Linked DNA regions of Mus musculus: region 2 is linked to region 1. Evidence: chromatin loops called from intact Hi-C (ENCODE). Cell type or tissue: heart. All regions are shown on one strand. Each heading gives the region's core, and the rest is flanking DNA. Links, peaks and the distances in the headings are about the cores only. Region 1 holds the start of Ddx6 (DEAD (Asp-Glu-Ala-Asp) box polypeptide 6). Region 2 holds the start of Phldb1 (pleckstrin homology like domain, family B, member 1).

Region 1 (8,148 bases), core at 2,493-6,492:
TCTACATAGCAAGTTCCAGGACAACTAGAGCTACATAGTGAGACACTGTTTATAAGTAAGTAAGTAAATAAATAAATAAATAAATAAATAAGCAAGCTACCATGCTCTGCTTCAGGCCTTGGTTTTAAAATCACAGTTCTAGCCAGGTGGTGGTGGCACATGCCTTTCATCCCAGCACTTGGGAGACAGAGGCAGGCGGATTTCTGAGTTCGAGGCCAGCCTGGTCTACAGAGTGAGTTCCAGGACAGCCAGGGCTATACAGAGAAACCCTGTCTCGAGAAAAAAAAAAAAAAATCACAGTTCTACTTCCAAGGCCTGGGCACGATTCTTGATTGTTCCTGCTCTCTGCTGCCCACTCAGAGAAGAGTGCTCAGGAACAGCATCCTGTCACAGGCTCAGCCACCGCTGGGATCCTGCCATCACAGCAGCTCAACAAGGTCACAATATTACCTTTCATCAACTGCCCCAGAACGGACTTGGGAAGTCCCCAGCGGGACCAAAGCATCTGGCATGAGGAGTGTGTCAATTTTTTTTTCTTGATCTGAATAGACCTAAGTTTATGCCTAAACACCTAGTTTCCAGATTTCACTGTTCTCCCAGCCACACATTTTCAAACTAATAAATAAGTAAAAACGAGTGGTGCACAGTAATCTTAGGGAAACTGAAGACCGAAATGAATAGCAAGACCTCTGGGTGACGACCATGTGTGACTGATGAGGCCCAGAGACACCTGGCAAGCTGAGCTGTGGTGAGGGGACATCACCTGTCATAGCGAATAAAACTGCAAGGTATATCTGGCTGTCTCCGGAAGTATGTCTCACCTATTTCCAATCTTCTTTGTCCTATTGAGAAAGGACTTTTCAGTTTGTTTACTCTGGAGGTAGATTTCTGTATCTTTTTCCTGAAAAAGCATAATTTTATAAATGTAAAGATACTATGTGTACTAGAAAACAACTCATTTTTACTTTTACCTTTTCTACGTATATAGTTGTTTTGCACTTATATGTACGCACATGGTGTGTGTGCCTGATCCAGAAGAGGGTCAGATTACTGGAACTTTGTGTTAGAGTCAGTTGTAAGCTGCCATATGGGTGCTAGGAATCGAACTGAGGTCCACTGCAAGACTAGTTTCTAACCTCTGAGCCATCTCTCAAGACTATCTCTCATCTGCATTTTTTTTAAATCACATTTAATTGTGTGTGTGGGCAGAGGGGTGAGGCTGAGGACAATTTGTAGGATTAAGTTCTGGTCCTGAGGCTTAGCTGCAAACATTTTACCCACTGGGAAACCTCCACTTTTTAAAAAAATATCTTGTTTGAGATGTATTTATTTACGTTATGTATGTGTTCTATCAGCATGTGCACCTGCACGCCAGAAGCGGGAATCCCATTAGAGATGCTTGTGAGCGACTCTGTGGGTGTTGGGGATTGAATTTAGGACCTCTGGAAGAACAACCAGTACCCTTAAACACTAAACAATTTCCTCAGTCCCCCCCCCCCCCCTTTAAAAAAATACATGGCCTCATTGTGTACCCCTAGCTGGCCTGGGACTATGTAGGCCAGGCTGGCCTCAAACTCACAAAGATTCACCTGACTATCTCCCAAGTGCTGGGATTAAGGGCACTTGGGCAACAGAAGCCTGGTCCAAAAAAGTATTTTTATGGAGATTAATAATTACAATTCACCTTAAAATAAGAATGGGGGGGGGGAGGTGAAGAATCAGGGCAAGAGATTTAGCTTAGTGCTAATCTATTTGAATTAGGGAGAAAAAAATGTGTCATAAAACTGAACCCACATTAAAAAAAAAAAAAAAGTCTGGCCACATGGAGTCGGAGACATCTTTAATCCCAGCAGCAAGAGGTAGAGGCAGGTGAATCTCTGTGAGTTTGAGGCTAGCCTGGTCTGCAGAGTGAGTTCAGGACAGCCAGGGCAACAGAGAAACTCTGTCTGGAAACATAACAAAACAAAACGCAGAAAGGAAGGAAGGAGAAAGAAACAAGTAGAAAGGGAAAGAGTGACAGAGGGAGGGAGAAACGTGAGTTGGAGAGATGGCCAAGCAGTTAAGAACTGCGGGGGAGGGGGGGGGGCTGGAGAGATGGCTCATCGGTTAAGAGCACTGACTGCTCTTCCAGAGGTCCTGAGTTCAATTCCCAGCAACCACATGGTGGCTCACAACCATCTGTAATGGGATCTGATGCCCTCTTCTTGTGTGTCTGAAGACAGCTACAGTGTACTCATATATATAATAAATCTTTATAAAAGATTATTATATATATAATAAATCTTTAAAAAAAATAAATAACTGAGGCCGGGTGGTGGTGGCACACACCTTTAATTCCAGCACTTGGGAGGCAGAGGCAGGATTTCTGAGTTCGAGGCCAGCCTGGTCTACAAAGTGAGTTCCAGGACAGCCAGGGCTATACAGAGAAACCCTGTCTCGAAAAACCAAAAAACCAAAACCAAAACCAAACCAAAACAAAAAAACCCCCACAGGCTGCACTTGCGAACAGCATGGTTCATTTCCAGCACCTACATGGTAGCTCACAATCATGTTACTCCAGCTCCAAGGGATCAGAGGACCCCTTCCGGCCTCCTCAGTTCCCAGGCACACATGGTAAACAGATATACAGGTCCCCATACACATCAAATAAAATAAACTTTAAGAGAAATAAAAACAATTTTTAGGTCAGGGGTTGGTGGCGAATGCACTTAGGAGGCAGAGGCAGGTGTCCCTATGAGCTCGAGGACAGCCTGGACTATACAGAGTGAGTTCCAGGACAGCCAGAGCTACACAGAGAAATTGTCTTAAAACCAACCAAGCAAGCAAAAGGGGCAAACAAAGCCTCATAGCTTTTCCTAAGAGATCACTTAGCTTCTCTCCAGAGTGAACACAAGGTATGGGCCTATTCCCTTGCAGGAGTAGCTATTTTAAAATCTGGGTGGGAGATAAAAATGCTTTAAACTCAGAATTGCAAAAAGCATCACCATCATCATAATACATTAAGAGTGCTGGGTGTGGTGGCACAAATGACAACTGGCTATTATTCTACTCTGTGCTTGCTATGGCAAGCATGCACTGGAGTTTGGTAGACTTGGGCTCTCAAGTAAAAAACAAAAAACAAAAAACAGGAGAGCGCAGCGGTTTAAAAGGGGGGGGGGGGCTTCAGACTTATTCTGATTGGATGTTGCTAGCTAAGAAGCAGGAGGGCTGGAAGCAGGGAGTCATTGGTTTAGAGAGCATATTTGGCTTTCTCTGATTGGTCTCAAGTTGGAAGCAGCGGTAAAAATATGGAAGCTGCAAGTCAGTGACTAAGTACTGACTGTCCAGGATTCCCTAACGTCGGTGTTTAGTAAGGAATCGCACTGTCCCAAAGGGTTTAACCACTGTCAGTATTTCCAGCCCTCCAGCAGCGTAAGACGCGAGTTTTTAACTTTCTCCGGCCCAGCTCGATTTTTACTTAACAAACAAAAAAGTTTGTTTTGCTTGGAACAAGACGACTTTCTAGGTTAAGGATAAGACATCAGGATCCGAGAATCATAGAAACAAACGCACAAATATCTGCAGTAAGGGTCAGGCAGGAGAATCTACGGGTCTCCCATTTGCACAGCGAGCCCTCACTGGTAGAGGCGATCCGCCCTTCTTTCTAGAAGAGTGCCACTGCGGGCAGGAGCAAAGGGTCACCTCGCCTGCACTCCGGGTTTGATAGCCCACGACCGAGGGCGCGCTCCCGGCTCACTGCTTCCCCCGGTGCCCCTTCCCGCTCCCTCTCAGACAGCATCGGCCCCAAAGGCCCCACTTTTCTGCACGCCCTGGCCTCGCAGCGTCCTCCCGGCCATCCCAGCTCAGCTTCCGGACCCGCGCAGGCTGCCCTCCGAGTGTGTCCGAGGTCAGCAGTCAGCAGACGTCCCCTCCGGCCCGGGACCCGTCAGCCCAGCTCCGAAGGGACGAACGAAGGCAAGGGCGACAGTCCTCGGCCACCGCCATTCATTTCCCCAGCGGTCTCGTCAGCTCTGCAGGCAAGCCCTCTCGCCCGTCCGTCCATCCGTCCGTCCCTCCGTCCCGAAAGCAACCCCGTGTTTCCCTGAGCTCGGCCCCGTCAAAGGCCGGTCTCTCCCGACCCTCGCCCGCCGCGCCCAGGAAGCCGTGACGCCGCGGCGGCTGCAGCTGCAGCGGCCGAGCTCTCGCCATCTTGTGTGGAGGAGGAGGAGCCGCGGCCGCCGCCATGCGGAGCGGCTGGGAAGGAGGGAGGGAGGCGACGGCGGCGGGCGAGGGAGGGGGCAGAGCAGCAGAGTCAGCTCAGCCCGGCGGCGGCGACATCGGGGGCGCCGGCACAGCGGGCGCCGGCCGAGGTAGTGCGGGGTGGCGGCGGCGGCGGCGGCGGCGAGCTGCGCGGGCAGCGAGCGTCGCGGCGGGGGCGGGGCGGGGCGGCGGGCGTCGCGGCGAGGGGCCGGGTGGGGGCGGGCGGAGGTTTCCGAGGAGGAAGGAGCCGCCGCCATTTTGGGAGCTTCGAGTCAACAATAAAGGACCGAGGGTGCGGAGCGGGAGTGGCCTCGGTGGTAGGACTCGGGCCCGAGCCGCGGGGCGTGGGGTGAGGCGGCGTGGTCGGGGTCGGCAGGATCCTGAGGGTATCAGGGAGCCCCCTTCGGGCAGAAGCCCGAGGCCCAGGCCTGGCCCGGGAGGACGGGCGGGTGGCCGCTGAGAAGAGCGGGGGCGGCGGAGAGGAGTGGAACCGAGGAATGTGGCGTGTGCGGGGTATGGAGGAGGAGCGGCGGGGAGCTCTGGACGAGCGGTGCGGTAGACGGGAGCGGGGACGGAACACCGGCCGGGACACCCGAGTGAGGTTGGGAGTGCGAGGCAGGGCAGCCCTGCGGGGGGTGGCAGGGCTGTGCTGGCCGGGGACTCGGCTGGGAGAGGAGCCGCGGCTGCTCGCTTGCAAGTAGGCCTTGCAGGTTGGTGGGGACAGAGGGTTTGGGGGAGACTCGGCGGCGTAAGAGGGGAGGAGAGGCGGTCCAGTTTCGGGGTTCTCTTCCGGGCCTTCTGAGGGGGGGGAGTCCCTATTGTTTCCCACTCGCAGAGCTGGTTCCGGCTCTTGTGGCGCAGATAGGATTGCAGGGCAGAAACCCTTTTGCTTTTTGATCCGAGGGAGCTGGGTTTGAAGCGAGGGAAGTTGGGGGAGGGGGCGAGGAATTATTGCCTTACGGTTACCGGACTCCGATTCTTGGCTTAGGGTTTTCCCTTCGCCATAGCCCCCCTTTACCTTCGTAAGAACCCCAATCACTCCTACTTCCTGTTGAGGCGTATAGAAATCGCCCTGTATTTGCAAACAAAAGCCCTTGTTGGAGCTTATGGGACTGTTTTAGGTGTGAAAACTGTCAATTGCTAACCACGGTCTGGGCCCTGCTGTAATTAACTCTGCCAGGGGCTCCTCCCAACTAAGTCTTATGTTCCTTCGTGGTTTTGTTTTAGGAATATAACTTGCAAATCTAAATTGGGAAGGGGTAGGACGAAAAATTTCCCACTGAGCCATAAAGCTGCAGTGCAGGTATCCGTTTCTGGAGGGAGCAGTTATCGAAGTCTCTGGGTTTAAGGCGCTAGGAGGTTTTACTGTGCTTGATTGACAGTACTGATGGTGTCGGTTAGGATTCAGAGGTTGCCCCCTTCATCCTCTTAGTGCTGTACAAACAGTAAGCCTTCCTGTTTGACGGACCTGATACTGTTGATCGTATGCTGTCAATACAGAAAATACCTATTGAGATAACAAATAAACAATTTAATGTGATAGAAGCATTTGTGAGCAAGTTGATGTATTTAACTTGAGATATCTTTTGACTTCTAAATTATGGATTTGGGATACTTGGTTTGAGGCAAAGATAACCAGTACTAATTAAGCTAGTGTTTCGGGTGCCAGTGAAATGTAAGGGGGTTACAAAATAAAACTGAAGGAGTTGGACTTATACTTACAAGTCCTTAGTAATATTTTATTTACCAAATTTTGAGAATTCCATTTGGGGAACAATTTAAAGTAGAGGAGGTTGACCAACTCTTTCTTAAAATAACTGTTAATTAGACGCTGTATTCTAGGTGATTTGGGAGAATTTTATTAAACCTGTAAGTTTAACTCTCTGGTATTTCTTTCCCCCTTAACTACAGGACTCCCCGCCCCCACCTTTGAACTTTATTTTGAAAAGTGTTGTATTAAAAGGCAGCACTAACAGCTTTCAACTTTTTTTTTGAAAAGTCTTCTCGTTTTAAGGTTTTTGGTTTCTGTCAGAAATAGAAAAAAAGTTAATAACTTGTCTTGGTCAAATCTAGATGTACATTAAGTAAATTGAGTGATATTTCAAGTCTTAATGCAATTAAACGTAATGACTTTTAAAGGTGGCAGGACTTCGAATTCATCAGGGGCGATTGGAGAACAGATTGTTATTTGAGAGTGAATTTGAATTTTATCAATAGTATCTTTCTGCCTCACTTTCTCTAAGTTTCTTTGATCTTGGAATTTTAAATGTTTGAGGTTAGATTTTTTTTTTTTTTTTTTTTTTTTTTTGTAGATTGGGTTTTTTAAGGCAGTTCTTCGATGTGTCTTTCTTATCTCAAGTAGTGATTTGGCCTGAGTGTGGCTGTTAGTGGTTCTCTAGAAGGTGAGCATTCTAAAGGAGCTCTTTAAAAGGGAACAATTTTCCCCCAACTTTGTTGTCTGCTAATTTAATTTTTTCTTTGTTTCAGATTGAAGTGAGTGAATTCAGATATAATTCAAGCTTGTTAGAGGGCTTTAAAAAAAAAAGTTGATTCGGTGCATGAAAGCAAGTTAACTACTGCTGCTCACCGTTGAGAGACTTACAGGTGCTTGCCTGAACTGCAATAAAGGACTCATATTATTGAGCAGGACTTATTTATCTCTTCATTTTGGAGAGCCTCATAAACTGTTATTACAGTTTCTCTACTGACTTTGAAAAGTTTGAAGTTTGGAAGAGACACCTGTGCAGCTAACAAAGCATGAGCACGGCCAGAACAGAGAACCCTGTTATCATGGGTCTGTCCAGTCAGAACGGCCAGCTGAGGGGCCCTGTGAAGGCCAGTGCTGGCCCTGGAGGAGGGGGCACACAGCCACAGCCACAGCTGAACCAGTTGAAGAACACCAGCACAATCAATAATGGCACTCCACAGCAAGCCCAGAGCATGGCCGCCACTATTAAGTAAGTGGAAGAAGACCTTGGGGACCCGCAGTTTCTGGTTATTTCTGTTGTTGACTACTTTATGCCTTACATTAACTGTTTTGATTGCAGTTGGAGGATAGATCATTTTGTCATGGCCCAGTAGGTATTTGTAATCAAGTAGTGTGTGACCTGCCATTGTAATCGACCCAGCAAATAAGGAACATAGACGTCTATAAATTAGTGTGTTAAGAAATAAATGTGCTGGTGTTAGTTCAGTGTAGAAGGTAATACCAGGTTCTGCGAATAAAATTATCCCATTCTGTTTGCTTTTGAGCAGGCTTACTTGGTAGCCAAAGCTGACCTGGAACCTGTGGCAATCTTCCTGTTTAAATCTACAAAGTACTAAGGTTACACCTGTGAGCCACCACCTCCGACACGTTTGTTTGTTTGTTTGTTTTTTGCTTCTAGTGTTACCACTGCAACTTACCCTGGTTTTCACAACAGTTAAGGATCACTTGAAATTTTGAAAAAGAAATTTTACTTAAAATTTTTTTAAAGGTTTTATGTGTCTGGACATTTCACCTGTATGTGTGTTTCTTTACTATATGCATGTCTGGTGTTCATAAAGGCCAGAAGAGTTTGTTGAAGCCACTGAGCTTATGTTATAAATGATGGGGAGTCTTTTAGTGGGTGCTGGGAATTGAACCTGGGCCAGCGTTCTTAACCAATAAACCATTTCTCCAGCCTTCCCTGTAAAGGAAAGTGTAAAGATTCAAACGTTAAGACAGGCTCTCCAGGCTGTGGTGGTGCGTGCCCTGGTTTCCAGTCTCAGGGAGGCAGAGGCAGGTGGATCCAGGACAGCCAAGGCTACACAGAGAAACCCTGTCTGAACTTTATTTCCTTCTACCCCAAGACAGACAGAGGCTCTTTTTTTTTTTTTTTCTTTTTTTTTTTTTTTTTTTTTTTTTTTTTTGTTTTTTTGTTTTTTGAG
Region 2 (8,148 bases), core at 2,507-6,506, 130 kb after region 1:
ACGCACGTTTGTTTTTTGTTTTTGTTTTTTTAGGCAAGATCTAGTATATCCCAGGTTGGCTGTGAAATGTAAAATGAAGGCTGGATGTGATGACCCATGCTTTTGCTTCTAGCATGCAGGAGGCAGAGGCAAGTGGATCTCTAGGAGTCTGAGACCAGCTTGGTCCACACAGCAAATTCCAGGCCAGCTAAAGTTTCATCCCAGAGAAATCTTGTGTAAGGGGCTTGGGGGAAGGTGGTGGTGGCAGAGGAGACCTTGAATTTCTTTCTAATCTTCCTGATACACCTTGGGTGTATGACATCATGCCCTCTTTTATGTGGTGCTAGGGAGGGAATCCAGGGCTTTTGTTGTTGCTGTTTCTAGAGACCATTCTACAACCCTAGGATCTAGGGGTGGCTTTTTTGTTGCTTGTTTGTTGAGACAGAGTTTCAGTCTGTAGCTAATGCTGCTCTAGAACTTATTATGCAGACCAGGCTGGTCTAAGACTCCTGTTTTACCACTCCCAATCCTGGGTTTACACAGGTCAAGTAAGCCACCATGCCTGGATTGGACAAGTCATTAAACTTCTCACATTGTCAAGTCAATCTTCTACAAACCCTTAATAATAATAATTAAAGAAAAATTAGTCAGAATAGGGCTTGTCTAGAATAGTACTTGCCTGGGGCTAGGCGTGGAACAGAAATAGACCGTGAATAGGCACAAGATGTTTGAGCTGTGTGCAACAGAAATGTTCTTTGGGGGGTGGTTTGTCATGTACAAACATACTTGTGTCTAAGACACTTGTGCATAGGCCAGAGGCAGATGTAAGGTACCCCGCACCCCCCCCCCCGCTATTCTTTTGAGTCAAGGTTATCTCATTGAATCTGAACTAGGCTGTTGGCCATCAAACCCCAGCAATCCTCCTGCCTCCTTCCCACCCCCAGCTCTGAACTTAAAGACGTGGGTGCTGGGGATTTGAACTCAGTTCCTCATGCTTGAGTAGCGTTCATTTTTATCTGCTAAGCCATTGTCCCAGCCCGAAACAAGAATGTTCTATAATTAAGTTTCAATGATAGGTACATAGCTCTGTAAATATGCTATAAGTAATTGCACAGTTAATTTGGGTTGATTTTATGCCATACAGATTAATGCTATACAGATTAATTCTCGGTCTGTGAAAAGACTGAGCAGTGGTGGTGCACACCTTTAATCCCAGCACTTGGGAGGCAGAGGCAGGCGGATTTCTGAGTTCGAGGCCAGCCTGGTCTACAGAGTGAGTTCCAGGACAGCCAGGGCTATACAGAAAAACCCTGTCTCGAAAAAAAAAAAAAAAAAAAAAAAAAAAAAAGAGTACTGACTGCTCTTCCGACGGTCCGAAGGTCCTGAGTTCAAATCCCAGCAACCACGTGGTGGCTCACAACCATCCGTAAAGAAATCTGACACCCTCTTCTGGTGTGTCTGAAGACAGTACAGTGTACTTACGTATAACAATAAATAATTCTTTTTAAAAAGAAAGAAAGGAAGGAAGGAAGGAAGGAAGGAAGGAAGGAAGAAAGAAAGAAAGAAAGAAAGAAAGAAAGAAAGAAAGAAAGAAAGAAAGAGAGAAAGAATCTGTGAAGAGAGACTAGGATTTGGAGAAGTCACTCTCCATCAAGAGCACTTGTTGCTCTTCCAAAAGACAGGAATTCTGTTCCCAGCATCCACACGGTGGCTCACAATCATTTGTAACTCCTGTTTCAAGGATTCCTCACCCTTTTCTGGACTCACTGGGCTCCAGACACATACAGGATGCACAAACATACATGCAGGCAAAACACCATACAGATAAAATACAAATAAAAATTTTTAAATTCAAGTGTATCTGAAGATCTGGGAAGGACACTAAATCACATTCCATGAGCCACAAAGCAATCTCAAAACAGCAGCTATGATTAGCTGTGGATGGCATTTGGGTCTATGCCTCAGTTTCCCTATCTGCCATACTGTCACTGTCACCTGCGAAGCCCTTACTTATTTACAGAGAATAAATTCAAGTGGAGATAAAGGTTGTAAAGAAATTAGGTTAGCGAGGAAATAAGAGTGACTCAAGGAGAGGCTAGACAGGAATAAGGAGGTGAAATGAGAGGTGGAGATAAGGAGAGAGGTGTAAAGAGAAGATAAGAAACCGCACAGCAATTGGAAGGTACGAGGCTATGGCCTCAGCTCAGAAACCTAACCCACAGCAGAGGAAAAAGACACCAGACCAACCTGACCTGGGCTCAGATGGTGCTTTGATAGAGGGATCTCACCGTGGCCTAGGTGGCCTCTTCTCTGACCCTAATCCCATGTCCCTTGGAGAAGCTGTGCTGTCCCCTGACGCCCTCCACTGGCTGGCTTGCTATGGTCCCATTGAGTGGCTATCTATATCCAGGGCTTTAATTACCCACTCAGCTATGCCCAGTTGCCAAAAAAAAAGCCTTGTGGTGTGGCTTCCACTGCTGAAGAGCAGGCCTAGCCCTCTCTGTAACCCTCTTGCACCCAGATGCAGAAAGCTAAGCACCTCCTAGCCAGCTAGTCAGGTAGCAAGGGCCTGGCTGTGCCTGTATTATCAACATAGGGAAAGATACACTAGAGCATAAGGACTGGGGTCTGACACAGGTAACCCTAGCCCCATCCCCAATGTGCTAACAGCCAACACCACCTGTCTCCGGGTCTTAACACCTGAACAAAGGTGAAGGGAGTTCTGGGAAGAGCCAACCAGCCCTGACACCAGTGAGCACTGAAGAAAGTCCTTGGGATCCCAAGGGGCCCAAGATGAAAGGTCCAAAGCCAGCCTTGGAGCAAAATGCCAGGTCCCCCTCCCTCACCTGGGTCTCACAGGAGTCAAATGGTGGCTCTAGAGGGGCAATGCAGAGCAGTAGGCCAAGGCCTTTCTGGTCACAATGACTTTCTTTCGTCTTCCCTGCTCACATACGCCCTCGAGGAAGGGCCACCGGCAGAGGAAGGAGTCAGGACGGGAAGGAAACTGAGGCCGGGCGGGCAGAATGCCCAGGAGAGGCAGGGGGAGTGTCCAAAGCCAGGCGTGTAGAGAAGAAATTAGAAATAAAAATAGGCAGAGAGAAAGGGGGGTTTGTAGAAAGGACGAGGTGCAGGGATAATAGAGTGTGAAGTCAGGAGAAAATACTGAAAGCTGGTGAGGAGAGCCTGGGTGTGGTGGTACATGCCTGTAAACCTAATTCCCTGTACTCCGGATGTGGCGACAGGATATCAGACACTCAAGGCCAGCCTCGGCCTGAGCTTCATGAGACCTTGTCTCAAAAAATAACAGCAGTTTTGGGGATGAGATAGTGAACTAGGAAAATAGACTGTAGGGAAGGCCAGGGAACCCTAAGAAGCATGAGTGGTGGTGATGGGGAGGGAGGGGGCAGACTTAGCATACATTCCCCAAATAGGAGAGGATAAACCAGGCGCTTCAGAGCACCTTGGAGCGGGGAACGGAACCGGAGGGCAGCTAGGAAAAGAGGAATCCCCAGCAGCGGGAGAACAGAGTCTTGCACAGTCTGGGGACAGAGTAGACAGAGCTGGGAAGAGTAGTTGGGGTGGAGGAGTATTGGGGAGCGACGCTGGAAAGGTGCACTTCTCGGAAACCCGCAGGGTTCGTGGATCTCCCCACAGCAGAGGCTCGGCCCTCCCCAGGCCACCGGGTGGGACAAGGCAGCAGTGTTGGGTCGCCTGCTGCGGCAGCCCCGCCCGTCCGGCCCCGGGGACAAGCGGCCTTTCTTCAGCAGGGCAGAGAGAGAAAAAGTCGCTTGTTTGCACAGCAGGGAAAGGGGGCGGCCTCGCAGCTGCAGGAAGGGGGCTGGCATGTGGAGGGAGGTGCGTGCGTGCGGGGAGGTTGCGTGAGTGGAGCAGTCTTCCCGGGCGACCCTTCCCAGCGCGTGGAGTGCGTGGTGTGAAGCGGACTAAGTGTGTGAAGTCGAGGCCCATGTGAGGATTCACGTGTGCACCCGTGGGGTGACACTGGACTGTCGGTGTGACGTGTCTTGCGGGTGCGCGGAGGTGAGGCGTGGGATGCTGTGCGTGGGAGCTGTGCGGACGCCCGTGTTAGTGGCCAGTTCTGTTTGTGTGACCGCTGTGGAGTGAGCCCGAAGTGCGATGAGTCAGTCTCCGGGAGCCTCCGGGACCGCTGAGCTAACGGGCCCAGAATGCAGCCCCACCCCGGCTCACTGGGTCCCCCGCCGGGCCGCGCAGTCGCGAGCCAAATCCCCGCTGCGCTGGCCTGGGCGGAAGCGTCCGCGGCGCCAGGGCAACCCCGCGCCCCACGACCCCACCCAGCCGCCTACCCTCGCTTCCCCATCCCGGGGGAGTCCGATGACGGCGCTCGACCTCGGCTGGGGAACTCCGCGCTGTTTTTGGATCCAGACCGCGGAGGCGGAGCGGGAGCCAACGGCTCAGTCATCCCAGGTCGCCGGGGACCCTCATAGATAACGGGGGTCCTGGAAAAGTGCCCAGGAGACCCTAGACATGGAAACCCCAGGATCCCTCCCTGACTCCCTCCCACGCCTCAGAGTTGAACTCCACATCTTTTTGAGTCCATCCAGGCAGCTGGAACGAGGACAAGAGCGGAGACGCCTAGGGGATCCCCCTTCCTGTGGTCCTGCTGATGTGGAGAGGAACCATGTGCGATGCTGTAGACAAGGTCCCGCGCGCGTACCCAACCCGAGACTGCAAGTGTGGGATACTGGCCATCGGGGTGCCCACAGGAGGATCTAGATCCCGCAAGACTTGGGGGGGGGGAATTCCTCCACTTAATACCAGGGCCCCCTCTGGCGGTGGCGCTGGCAACGACTCAGGAGGGCAAGAGCAAGCAGTTCGCCGAGGGCGGCCCACAAAGCCCCTTCCGCCAACGCACTCACCTGGCATGGCCCCCTTTTTCCGCACCTTTCTACCCAGTTCGCTGGGCCAGACTGGTCTCGTCTGGTCCCGGGGACTTTCCCTTCTGTAGACTCAGCCAGACGGCGAATGGAACCCCGAGGCATAGTGGGAGGGGCACGCTTACCTTGTGGGGAGTTGGGGGGACACCGGCCCCTTTGCCCAAGTGGGCCGCGGCGGCCTCAGGCTGGCGAAGACTCTGTTGCTTTTCCCCTGGAGCCAGCTGAGTAGGAGGAGAGGGAGACTGTCCCGCCCCGCTTCCCTGAGTCCCCGCCCCCATCCCGTCCTGTCCGCCTGGCCAGCTAGAGAAGACGCCCTTGTGGTGCTGGAGCCCAAGGCCCCCACCCAGCTTTTCCCACAGCAGCACCTCCCCCGCTTGCACAGCGCCCGCTTTGTTCATCTGTACAGCTGGGCTTTCCACCACCACCACCAGGGCCACCACCGTGCAAACTCTCCTCTCACCCTCCCCTTCCGACCCTCCTAGACCACCCTCCACTCTGGGCCTCGAAGCACTTCTTTATTTACCTCCGCCTACCCAAGATGCCTGAATCGTCCCCTGACTCCCCATGAGTCCTAGCGCAGCCCTACCACAGATGCTCAATTTCCTTTCAGAACATCAACTGAGGGCACCCAGGTCAGCCCCTACCCTTTGCTGTTCCAAGCCCCACCATAGAGAGTTGTCGATTTAATAATTGCACACCATGCTTCAGAAATGAACGTGAAGGCAAGGTCCGTTGAAAGTGTGCTGTAAGCCAAATGATGGTGGTCTTTTTCCCAGCACTCGGGAGGCAGAGGCAGGTGGATCTCTGTGAGTTCGAGACCAGACTGGTCTCAGAATGAGTTCAAGGACAGCCAGGGCTACACAAGAGAAACCCTGTCTCAAAAAACAAAAACAAACAAAAAAGTGTGGTGCAAACCACAGGACCCAGGAAAGCTGAATGGAGCCGGCCTTTTTGCCTCTGTCCATTCACCTCCACTAAAGAATTGTTGGGTTGCAGCTGGAGCTGGAGGCAGGGTAGAAAGACACCAGGTTGGCTGAAGAGTGGGAGTTTGAGGAAGAAAAGAGGGAGGGGGGCAGTCTATAAGCCCAGCCTGGCGAAGTCATTCAGCAGTCCAACCCGCACCCCGAAATCCAAGCTGACAGTGTAGCCGCACCTTGCAAAGCCTGCTCTTGCCCCAGGAGACGGCTGGGAGGCCTCATGGGAGCTGAACTCAGACTAGACTGGGCCTCTTTAACCTGCACTAAAGGATTGGCAGAGGCTTTTCCTCAGTGAAGGAACAAGCAGGAAGCCCCCAAGTCTGGCTTAAGGTCCAGATGGGATGGGTTGGAGAAAATTTAAAATGAAAGTCCTCTTTGGAATGGACAAACCCAGTTCTGTTCCAGTGGCTTTTGTTCTGTGTTCTCTCTCTCTCTCTCTCTCTCTCTCTCTCTCTCTCTCTCTCAGGAATGGCAGGAGACTGAACTGCAGGAATTTGGTCACTCATTGACAGAACTAGCATTAGTAGGGGGCATCCACAGCTGGCGATTAAACCTGAGACTGTGGAGCAATGAACAAGAGGGAGGAGGAGAAGGAGTCCTACCTGCCACCTCCTCTAGCTAACAGAGGTGACAAGTGCACTGTGGTCACCAGAAAGTCCCAAGATATAAGCAGCTTCTTTTTACCTCTCTTCGTATCATTTGAGGCTCAAGGAACAATTTCAGCTCTGGCCAACCTTCCTGAGGCATATGTCAATCACAACAGTATTTTTCATGCTGCTCTAGTGTGTTGTTGTTGGTGGTGGTTTTTTGGTTTTTTTTTTTTTCTTTTTTCTTCCAGATGTTTCTTTCTAATGAATTGACCATAAGACTTACAATTTCTGCAATGGCCAACAGACCACAGAAAGATATTTCTTTAGGCTCCTGCTTGAAACCAACAGCTTCAGTAAACTGCAGCCTTGATTCAGGGCCATTTTGTTTTTGTTTTTGGTTTTTTGAACAAAAAGAGAAAGCAAAACAAAATCATCTTGTTGCAAATTTAGCATTTGGAGAGGGGTTCTGATTAGGGGGATCTCAAATTCTTCCATCTTTTTCTTAACCTCGGGTGGCTGCTGACTAACTTGGTCAGGCAATCATTAAACCCGCCAGAGGCAGGTGACGACGCTGAGGCAGGGGGCTCTAAAATAGCACCTAATTTTTTCTCAGTGTCTCACTGTCCAGCTGACACTATGATCAAGGCTCTATGAAATTTGTCCTATCTCCTGCTGTGTCCAGCCTCTGTGTTCCCACAGTTAGAGCACTCAGGGGACTAAAGACCTTCTGCCCCCACCCCTCCACCCTCATCCCACTCCACATCTGGAGCCCATCAAGAAGCCCAGTGCTCTCTCACAGTTATGCAAGAGGTCGAGCAGCTGGGAGCTCGGCTCCGAGCGCAAAGTGGGAGGAAGAGAAGAAAGCAGAGACCAACCAGCTTTCCAAGCAAGCTTCAGACTTTCCGAAATGGAAGCAGGGGGAGAGGGCAGAGGCTGGGTGTGGAAAGAAGGGTGAGTTCTTCAAAGCCTTCTGCACTTAGCTGTGGCTGTCAAGAGTGGGTTTCCACACTCCTCCTGCCTTTCCCTTGGCACACCTCCCATTTGGTCCCTCTTCTCAAATTGTGCTCCCTCTGGCTCCAGAAGAGGGTGAACGGTACTCATTTGGCCAGCAGCCGCTGTAGTCTACTCCCTCTCCCAGAAAGGATCCCTCTGGTTGTGTAATAGTTTCCTCAAGATTGAAACATTCTTTCCTGCAGGGAAGTTCCTTAAGGAAGGTAAACAACTCAAAATAGCTCCAGGAAGTCCCTGAAACTGACCAGATTCTCTAGGTCCCTCCCTGCCAGAGTAAGGAATAAAAAAGCCAAGAGTGCATCTCAGACAGGCTGAGCTTCAAACCAGACCACAACAGCTGCCTGGAAGAGGTTTAAGCCAACCGAATCATTTAGAAAAGCTGCTCTCCAGCCTGCTGAGCAGCATGCATGCTCAGTATTGGGCTACGAGTTCCCAGCTCAGTGAGCTCTCAAGCTGGGGTGGCCTTGTGATACATCCATCTTTGAGTCATTTCTACTCCTGTAATTAACCTATCACCCAAAAGTAACTACAAAAATAAAATAAAGTAACCCCAGTAAAACTCATTGGTTAACTAAACTGGACTTTGGTGGTGTGGTGGTTGCCCCAGAGAGAGGCACTATTAGGAGGGTGTGGCCTTGTTGGAAGTGTGTCACTGTGGGGGGTGGGCTTAGATACCTT

The links. Peaks named below come from ENCODE experiments on the same cell type or tissue, not always from the same donor. Only the 100,000 strongest peaks of a DNase experiment are listed, where the experiment ranks them.
Region 2: a loop joins it to region 1, with 2.3 times the contacts of the local background. A loop is called at or near these places in 1 of 42 quality-filtered maps.

Annotation. Positions count from the first base shown.
Region 1 is chr9:44,600,397-44,608,544 of GRCm38, forward strand. It overlaps Ddx6 (DEAD (Asp-Glu-Ala-Asp) box polypeptide 6), which reads left to right and starts at 4,496. Exons shown (of 14, transcript NM_181324.3): 1 at 4,496-4,556; 2 at 6,727-7,196. The coding sequence starts at 6,997. In heart, for the core only: no CTCF peak of the experiment used is centred there; DNase peaks (open chromatin) are centred at 3,255, 4,045, 4,565 and 4,905; H3K4me3 peaks cover 3,970 bases; H3K27ac peaks cover 3,298 bases.
Region 2 is chr9:44,730,108-44,738,255 of GRCm38, forward strand. It overlaps Phldb1 (pleckstrin homology like domain, family B, member 1), which reads right to left and starts at 5,091. Exons shown (of 22, transcript NM_153537.4): 1 at 5,018-5,091. It overlaps Gm24166 (a small nucleolar RNA gene), which reads right to left and starts at 6,840; the gene lies at 6,706-6,840. In heart, for the core only: a CTCF peak has its summit at 4,827; DNase peaks (open chromatin) are centred at 2,964, 4,284, 5,164 and 5,954; H3K4me3 peaks cover 3,052 bases; H3K27ac peaks cover 2,880 bases.